Regions from separate parts of the Mus musculus genome. Here region 1 is linked to region 2. A link is a loop called in an ENCODE intact Hi-C map of the cell type or tissue named here. Cell type or tissue: heart. All regions are shown on one strand. Links, peaks and the distances in the headings refer to the core of each region. The heading gives the core; the rest is flanking DNA.

Region 1 (4,409 bases), core at 410-4,409, 110 kb after region 2:
TCCAGCCTGGTGTCTCAGGGTAGTTGGCCAGCCTGATGTCATCGTTGCCTGGTTAGCCCTACAGGGGACCTAGGGAGGCAGAGCAGGAAGCCTAAGGAAGAGGGGAGTCTGAATGGGTGTGAGCAGGAGGGTGGGAGCTGGCACAGGCAGTGGGTGCAGCCGCCAGACACAGAACCGAGAAGGCCCATGCCAGCAGCCAGTCAGCTGGGCTTCCGGAAGCAACAGGAGCCCAGAGAGCCTGGGAAGGGGCTTGTTTCTCTGGAGCTGCTGCCATCTCAGGGAGCTGTGGCTTTATTATTATTTTTTTGTTATTTTTACAACCCATTTCACAGTTTCCAGAAGAGGAGGACACTGTCTCAGAGGCTAGCTTAACTCAAAACAAATGCTCGCTCCCTGTAACTCTGCTTCTGCCTGTCCCACTGACTCAGGAGAGTGTCAGAATGCCAACACAGCCTGGCCAGAGAGCTGGTGCTCGGGCAGAAGGCTATAGCTAACACCTGGCCATCCAGCCGCCCAGAACTGGGCTCTGGTGTGCCAGGTCCTCGGGGGAGATCCTTGGCTCGGTGTTAGGTTGCCAGACCCTCAAGGTGATGTTCTCCAGGGTCCTTCACATCCAAGCTCCTAGGCACCCTAAGGTTGTCTCATGACATCACGTCTGTGGACTGTCTCGGCCATATGAGCAAGAGGAAAAGGGCTGTCTCTTTTTCCTCCCCTGCTCATGAGTTAGTCGTGTCTAGCCGTGTAGACCACTTTTGCCTCCTGGGCACTGCAGGTTGTTGCTACCCCTACAGGCCACAAAGAAGCCTCGTGGTCACTGAGGTCTTCCGGTTTTCTGGTTTCATTCTCTTGTGTGATTAAACAGGTCTGGCCCAAAACAACCTTACTATTTGGCTTATTCGGCTTACACTCCCAGGCCGTAGTCTGTCTTTGTGGAAAGTCAAGCCAGGAACTTGAGCAGGAATCTCAATGAAGAAGCCATGGATGGATGCTGCTTGCTGGCTCCTGTTTAGCTAGATTTTACACACACACACACACCAGGACCAGGTGCCCAAGGAATGAGGCGGCCAGCCTGGGCGCGCACACACACACACACACACACACACACACACACACACCAGGACCATGTGCCCAAGGAATGAGGCGGCCAGCCTGGGCCCTCCTATATTAATAATCACGGTGGATCTTCACAGATGCACCCACAGCCAACCTGATGTAGGCAGTTCCTCTGTAGCCCCAAGTGACATTAAGGGGTCCATTCTCCCCATGTGCTGGTGCTGATGGTCAGCCCTCCCTCCAAGGAGCATGGCAAACACAGTGACTTGGTCTCTTTCACGGTGGTGGCAGCGGCAGCGGCAGAGCATCTTCTCAGAAAGGGATCTGAGAGCTGTGTGGGGCCTGGGCCTCCGAGCGGCCATTCTCTGCTCTGTCTAGCAGTTTCCCGAGCCCTCCTGCTGCTGGCAGCCCTAGAGCATCCGTGATCCAGGTGTGGCCCATGGCCCCATGCAGGTCGCTGGCCTTGGCGTGGGGACAGAGCAGCCTCCCACGGATGGGGCTGTGCTTTCTGCGCGCATTGCCTGAGGTGTGTCAAGTAGGTCCTCTGGCAAGCTGGCTTCCAGCACGGTTTTCTCAGCCAGCCAGACATTCAAGCCAGGCCTTCATGGTGTCCTGGGCAGAGCTGAGGTGGGCCTGGAGCTGAGACCAGAGCTGCTGTCCAGTAGAGCAGCTGGTGGGGTCTGACATGCACAGAATTGCCTGTCCCAGAGGCCGTTTTCCCCTCACACTTCCCAGACCTTTCCTGGGAAGATTTTCAGGCAGTGGGCTCATCTTGTCCCACAGAGAGGTGACTGGATGATCAATGGCTCCATTCTGCAGACCTATTCAGCTTGGTCCTTGGGGCTGTGGGTTGGGACTGCGATGTGCAGAGTAGAATGTGTTCTGTTCTTTAAGACCTGGGACCAGTGCGGTTGGTGTAAAGATCTGAGAGCCTGACGTGAGAAGCCCACCCCCACCCCCCACTCACTGTCAGGAGCCCTTCTGGGTTTGTCCACTGTACCAGGCTTCCCAGTGTCCTTCCTAGTCTGGTAACCAGCACTCATAGACGGGGGACTTTGCCAAGAGCAAAGAGCCTTCAGCCTACTTCCTGGCCGGACTTGGCCTGAGGCAGTGGCCCTGGCCCAGGGCCCAAGCTGAACTGGGATCCCAGGCAGCCACTGCACCAACCCTGTCTGAGGTTGGCTCCTGGTCAGCAGGCAGAGTTTAGAAGGTGGCTGCCAGGTCTGCCCAGGGCTCTGTTTGCCTGGCACACGGCCATCGCCGCAGTCCTCAGCGGTGTAGGTGACAATAGAAACACAGGTCCCTGCTCCTGGGTTTTTTTTTTTTGGGTTGCTTAGAGACTGGGTAGGCTGAAGAAAACCTCAAGGAGCCAGGAGTTGGTCACTACCTACCATGAGGCTGTCCCCTGGCAAGGCCCGCAGGATCTCTTCTTCCCCCCCACCCCCCGCCAGAACAAGGATGGTGGGGAGAGCCCCACTCCTCCACAGGCAGAGTCAGGACCATATGTGGTCTATGCTGGGCCTGCCTGGGCCACCCCAAACTGCTGCAGGGAATGAAGTCCCTTGGAGCAGTGTCCCAGGAAGTTGGCTATGCCATAAGAGAACTCTGTGCCAAAGTCACCAGTGCCCAGAAGGGGGTCCCTTGAAACACTCATGGCAGTGACCTCTGGGCAGGGGATTTCCGCTGCTTTTTTATTGCTTGGACAGATCCCATGGCATCTGGGTGAGCAGACTGTGTTCCCCTCTTCGCTTTTCATCATGAGAGGGAGGAAAGAGGTGGAAACCCGCACGAGGCGCGGGGGGGGGGTGGTGGTGGTGGTGGTGGTGGTGGTGGTGGTGGTATGTGCTGTGACCTGTGACCCTGCCCCCATCCCTTTAATCTCACAAACTCCACAGGCAGCAGCCCCTGCTTTAAAGGACTTGGTGGAAGGATACAGGGGACCCCCTAAGAGACCCCCCCCCGTGTCAGAATAGAGGCCACTGGAGCAGCCCGTGGAGTAGGGAGCTGACCAGGCTGCTGAATTGTCCCCTCAGGCCTCCAGTCAGAAGGACTCTCTTCTGAGACAGTATTGGAGCCAAGCTTCAGGGTCAGGATCGAGCTCCTAGGTTGGAACATGATGGCTTGAGGTACAGTGGGCTCTGACTTGCCTGCCCAGTTGCTCAGACATCTGGCTAGCTGCCCGGACCCAGTGGCTGGCTCTTGGGGGAGCTGGGGATTTTAGCCAGTGAGTTTTCCTTCTGACCCCCTTCCTTGCCAGGGGACGGGGGTTGCAGAGGGAGCTGTTGCCTCGCCTCAGTTTCCTGGATCCATGGGCACTGCGGCCACCTTGTGCACTGATGTGAGAGAGCACCAGGTTCTCTATTCTCAGGCCTAGATCCTGGAGAAATTGCTTTTGCAGACCCAACTTTTGGACTCCGTTGCTTCCCATGGCGATGCTTCCCTAAAAGGGTGCGGGGGTGGGGTGGGGTGGGATGGGGCGGGAGAAGTAGAAAGGCCTGGGAGACCCGGGGCCAGCTAGGCGGGGCAGCCACACTCAGCCCACAAGCATGGCCCCCCACAGTCCCTGGAGCAAGGCAGGGAGGCCGACACTTCCCTTCCCAGCCTGGAGCCTCCTCCCCTGGTGTGGACACGCCTGTGGTCTGGACTGGGTCCCTTGGCAATCCCTACCATGTGGTCTTGTTCGGGAAGTCCCTGGCTCTTGGGGTACCTTCAGCATGTTCTTCGTGGGCCTGCACAAAGCAGAGGACCCCATTCAGTCCTGCCCGGGTCAGCACTCACATGCCCTTCCTCTGGCCATGTCTAAGGTCTCCTCCACTACTCGCCCCATCCCCTCATCCCCTCAGACCAGGAGCGGAAGAAACCACTTTCCAACCACTAGGCTGGAAGCTAGTGGAACTCAGTAGAGATGCCAGGGTCCCACAGGGGCAGTCCCCTCCCCTACTGACTGCTTCCCTACTGAGTCACCCTGTGTTTGGGAAGTTCCCAGGGCCACGCCAGGCGAGATGAGGCATCACCAATATACCAATTCCCCTGCCCCCTGGGCGGGAAGCTACTACTGTGACTCACCTTGGGCTGGCCAGACTCCACCCTACACTGCTTTGCCCTCCACCCCAAGATGGCCATGCACTAGGCGGCCTGCCCAGGGACGGAAGTGGCAAGGTCCCAAGCAACATGCTGGGGTAAAAGACCAGCATTGCAGCCCAGACCACCCACTGAACAGCCCTGTGTGCAGAGGCTTTCTGTACATGTATGAGCCAGTAGCCATGGCAACCAGGGAGACTTCCTTGGCTTGGCTCTGACGACTGGACTCTGGCAGAGACGGGGCACAGTCCGTGACACCCACCAGTGAAGGATGC
Region 2 (5,017 bases), core at 449-4,448:
CCCAGCACAGAAGCTGCACGAGGGCCTGGCCTCTTTTGCCTTTTGATGAGCACCGCTGGAAGGCTGAGGCATCTGACCTGCACAATGATTTGCTGTGTCCTACCCCTCCTCCTCCCTGCCTCCACCTTGTACACCATCAGGCTGTATCACAGCCTGCTCTCTCTCTCTCTCTCCCTCTCCTGGTGCCTCTCAGACACTACTCGAGCAAAGTTCTGAAATCCAAGCCAGGGAACTTGAGTGGCTGGCAGGCACAGGTCCCAGGTGGCTTAAGGAAAGGAGGCATCAGGCAGCAACCACAAGGATTAAAACAGACCAGATATCTAACAGTGTCTTACCTGTAATCCAAGCAGCGGAGCAAAGAAGTTGGACCCCAAGTCACCGATCACGACATAGAAGGTAATGCAGGATCCCAGCATCAGCCCAATCATGCTGTGAAGAAAGACACCCAGGGCTCTGAAGTCAGATTTAAGAAGGTGCTGCTTTGTGATCAAAGCTGAGCACCTTTGCAGACTCAAGACTCAGGTACCCCGAGTCTGACACCCAGGACCACATCCAGTTCCTGGGCTTTGCTGACATGGAACTGCCATAAACTGGCTGGGCTGGAGGCAACTGTGACCGTGGGTGTCTGGGGGACCTCCACTGCTCTTGGGGTAAATGCTGAACCATACTCAACTAGTCTCTCTTGGGTAAATACCAAATCACACTTAACTAGTCTCTATGTGCTATCCTAGTTCCCTTCCTCAGGAGCTTCCGAAACTCTTTCAGGTACAGAAATATTAGATAAGTTAAAAGAATAATCAACTGCTTCTAAAAACTGTTTTCTTCTGTGTTCACAATCCCTTGATTAAGAAGCCTAAAAGTGTAATTTTCTGACAAATTTTTCCAACTCATTAAAATTTTACTCTCCAAAAAAAAAAAAAAAGTGGCATTTCAATTTAGAGCCTCCCTTCTGTGGCAGAGTTGGGGACACAATTTACATAACAGCGTTAAGATTACCTGTTCTTGGGGTGGGGGGTTTGTGGAAGGGAGACCGGGAATGGGGATAACATTTGAAATGTAAACAAATACAACGATTAATTTAAAAAAAAAAAAAGATTAGCTATACTGAGAGAGCTATTTTTCTGTACTTCCCAAGTCTCTTATTCTCATGTACATCTTAGCAAGACTTAATAAGGCTTTCGACTTGGACAGCAGTCACTGTGAGGTAAAGTCACAGTGAGCTGACTGTGAGGGACTCCTCAGAAGCACATTAGACGCTGTAAGCTCTCCCCGAGTGACTCAGTGTTCACTCCCTGACAGGCTCCAGTAAGAAGGATGGACTCAGCAGGGCTGCACCACTCACCTGGTCTCCACCAGCATCTTCCCGGCCTTGCCGTAGGCGTGGAACGCTAGAGAAAAGGAAACCGCTCAGTCTGACAGCAACGCACACCCACCGAGAGGCCGGGCGCGGTGGCGCACGCCTTTAATCCCAGCACTCGGGAGGCAGAGGCAGGCGGATTTCTGAGTTTGAGGCCAGTCTGGTCTACAGAGTGAGTTCCAGGACAGCCAGGGCTACACAGAGAAACCCTGTCTCGAAAAAAACAAAAAAACAACAAAAAAAAAAAAAGCCACCGAGAAAAGCTGTGTGCTGCAGTTTGACGAGCATCCGTTTGCTTGAGGTCTCATGGATATAAGGAGATACTTTAAACTCTGGTGCCAGACCTTCTTTAGACCTACCATCCCCAAATGAAACAACACAAGGCAGGAGCAAAGCAAGGAGACACAAGAAAGGGACACACAAGCAAGGGACATACGAGCCAGGAGACACAGACACAAGCAAGGGAGATAAAAAGCAAGGAGACACACACACAAAGAGACACAGACACAGCAGGGAGACACAAGCAAGGGTTTCTGTAGTTTCTTATGAATTATGAAGGGGGAAAACGGAAGCCAGGACCCTGTAAGGTACTGGGTTCTGCTGCGAACAAAACTGCTTGGAGCAGTATGAAAATGGCAGAGCCAGCTCCACTTAGGGACAGGGGAAGAGGGAAAACTTAAGAGGGGTCCAGAAGGTTCAAGCCTCGCCCCAGAGCCCTGCTCCACAAGGATGCTGCTGAGGGCTTCATAGATGTCCTCTGATTGTGACTTACAGAAGGAAACTGAATCTTTGCAAGCATGGCACTCTGGGGAAAGGGAGGAACAAGTCCTCTGAGACTTGCCAGTGCCCAGGACAACCAGGGACAGAGCCCTGATGATGGCTGGCATGCATGGCCACAGCAGTGTCCTACCAGGAAAGAGACCTCCGTCTTTCCTTCCTGACCCAGAACTATTTATTGCCAGCAGATGAGAATAAAAGCTGACTTCACTGGTCCTCAGCGGACCTTTCCAGTTATCTGGTCTCCACCGCTTCCCCCATGGTCCAGCCAGATGAGAGAGCAAAGGAAGTAAGCTCTAGTCTTGTGGAGCAGCCACAGGCAGTGCATGTGACAGGATGGCCTCAGCCTTGTCACAGCCCCAGCTTCCTGCCTCTTGTTTCCTCTCCTACTCTGGGCCAGTGGCCCTCTGAGGTTGGACAGCAGGAAACACATACACTGGGTATGAATGAACCAAACAAAATCCTTGTTACTTCTAACTGAGGAAGAGGCACAGTGTTGGCAAAAAAAAAAAAAAAAAAAAAAGCAGACAGCTGGCACCAGCCTCCGCTTGGCCTGAGAACAGTAAGACTTCAGCCTCCAGGGGTCACTCTGGCCTTTCCCAGACTCAGCTGGGAAGGAACCTAACATACATACCCCTTGAGTTCATCTAGCAAGAATTAAAACACACTTCAGAACGTTACTTGAGGAAATCTCAAAACACTAAAACAACTCCAGAGGTGGTGATATCCATAGCTGCTGCTATGTCACCAAAGGATCCGCTCCAAGTCCTGTGCCAGAACACTCAGCATATGACACGGAGGACCAGCTGGCCAGTGGTGGCACACGCCTTTAGGTCCCAGCGCTTGGTAGGCAGAGGCAGGCAGATCTCTAGGTTCAAGGCCAGCCTAGTCTACAAAGTGGTTTCTAGGACAGCCAGCCTGCCCCAGAAGGTGGAACCTCTGGCCCATTCCCTCTCCATTCTCACTCCTTATTCTCTGACAGGAAAGTGGGTCTCCTGCACACAGAATACTCTGCCCTAGAAGATGCTATTGGAAAATGCAAGTCACCAGCTAGTCAAGAGATCAGCAGGAGGTAGCACTCTCTTCTGCCAGATCACTCTGAGCAAAACCCAGGCCAAGACTAGGCTTTGTGCTGACCTATCTGAGACCCGAGAAACAGGGCCACAGGACAACAGGTAGAACTGACTCTATCCTCCGCCTCTCTGTAACACTCAGCAAGGCAAGAAAGGGGTGCTATTCAAGATAGAACAGATAGGGACAGAGATGAGGCAGGGAGGAGGTTGCTGCTCATGACGACCAGGTAGGCACACATGAGGTAGGGAAGGCTTCAGTTGAGCTACTTCTGGAGGAGGTGGAGAGTGGCCCACAGCCCCGACTGCCGAGGAACACAAGGCCAGCAGCACTGGGCAGGTGCACAGTGAACACTGCCCGCTCCAGGAGGCTCCAACAGCATAGAAACGGGGGTCAGGGGACTCCACCTCACAGTCTTGCTTACCAAACCACATGGCAGGTGCACAGATCACACTGCTCAAGGGCATGCAGGAAGAAATACTCAGCTGCCATGCCCTGGTGGGCACTACTCTAGGCCTATGAAGGATGAGAGGCACTCCAACCGTAGGCCATGGGGACACAGAACCATGGTGACATCCACTATTCACTAATGACACCTTGGGTGGATGCCAACAGTCTCTACTGCTATGGAAGGTGCTTCCCTCCTGGAGCACACACTCCTAGGGTAGGAGAGATTCCCAACAGCCACTGATATGTCTGTGTTGTCTTCTCCCTGACTGAGAAACGCCTCCCTCAGATTTCCTGTAGCAAGTCTGTAGGGCATTTCTTTCATTACTGATTGACGTGGGAGGGCCCGGTTCACTGTGGGCACTGCCGCTCCTGGACGTCCTGAGTTGTACAAGCGAACAAGCTGAGCAAAACATGAAGAGTAACCTAGAAAGAACACTCCTCCCTCCCTCCATGGTCTCTGCTTCACTCCCCGCCCTAACTCTCCTCAGGGATGACCCGAGTGTGGCCTGAGTCATAAGATAAAATAACCCTTTCCTCTCCAACTGGACTTGGCCATGGTGTTTTATCATGCATGAGAAACCCTAACGTGCCTTCTGAGATGAAACGAGCTGGGAACAGAAGCAGGAGGTTTATTTAAAAAAAAAAAAAAATCCAAACTCACTACAGCAAAAACAGACAAAGCAACTGGGTGCCCAAATTCATCAACAACCCCTACTGTGCTATGACTCTGCACCCTGCAGACATTCATCCTCCAGAGCTGGGGGAGAGGGCTATGGGACAGGTCACTGTCACAGCTGCTAATACGGTTAAGACTTAAATGTGAGGAAAAAGGTCCCCAGTCCTCCATCAAGTGCAAATGGTAAACAGGCTCCTTGTTCGAGACATGACTCGACCCTGGAAATTCCTGCCTTCTTCCATAGTCTCCAAGTGAGGACAAGGCCATCTGCCCAACTTATCCACAGAGCGCCTATGCTCATGACCCAACCCAGGACTCACTCTCGTGCACCCACAGACACAGGCCATCCGTCAGGGCTGCTGTACCTTGAGGGAAGAAGGGGCTCACTGAGCCTTCCAAGCACTCTGATGGCTGTGGTACAAAATACACACTGAGGCCTAGCCCATCAAGAGAACGAAGGACAAGCGAGAAGAGGCATCTGTCCAGCTTCCTAAGAGGGCTCCATACTACCTGTAGGACCACCATGCCAGGAGGTGGCACAGTAGGCCCTCCCCTCTGCTGCTCTGGCCCCACACAGTCAGTCTCCCCACCTTGCAGACAAATGGAAACTAGCGCTTAGCTGACAGGCCCAGAAGACTCTTTGGGGACCTGAGAGACTGGGGACCAGGAAGATCAGAACTCCAAGA

Evidence for each region. Hi-C counts contacts between places; a loop is a spot of excess contacts. Peaks named below come from ENCODE experiments on the same cell type or tissue, not always from the same donor. Only the 100,000 strongest peaks of a DNase experiment are listed, where the experiment ranks them.
Region 1: a loop joins it to region 2, with 1.8 times the contacts of the local background. A loop is called at or near these places in 1 of 42 quality-filtered maps.

The regions. Positions count from the first base shown.
Region 1 is chr11:120,253,042-120,257,450 of GRCm38, forward strand. The region is part of intron 2 of Bahcc1 (BAH domain and coiled-coil containing 1); the gene reads left to right. Among named protein-coding and RNA genes, the nearest start is that of Gm11772, 17 kb to the left of the region's middle. In heart, for the core only: no CTCF peak of the experiment used is centred there; DNase peaks (open chromatin) are centred at 1,570, 2,250, 3,680, 3,990 and 1 weaker place; H3K27ac peaks cover 2,388 bases.
Region 2 is chr11:120,140,258-120,145,274 of GRCm38, forward strand. It overlaps Slc38a10 (solute carrier family 38, member 10), which reads right to left. Exons shown (of 17, transcript NM_024249.5): 3 at 1,343-1,388; 4 at 336-429. Among named protein-coding and RNA genes, the nearest start is that of Gm11769, 7.6 kb to the right of the region's middle. In heart, for the core only: a CTCF peak has its summit at 2,716 (motif pointing right); a DNase peak (open chromatin) is centred at 2,484; H3K27ac peaks cover 2,734 bases.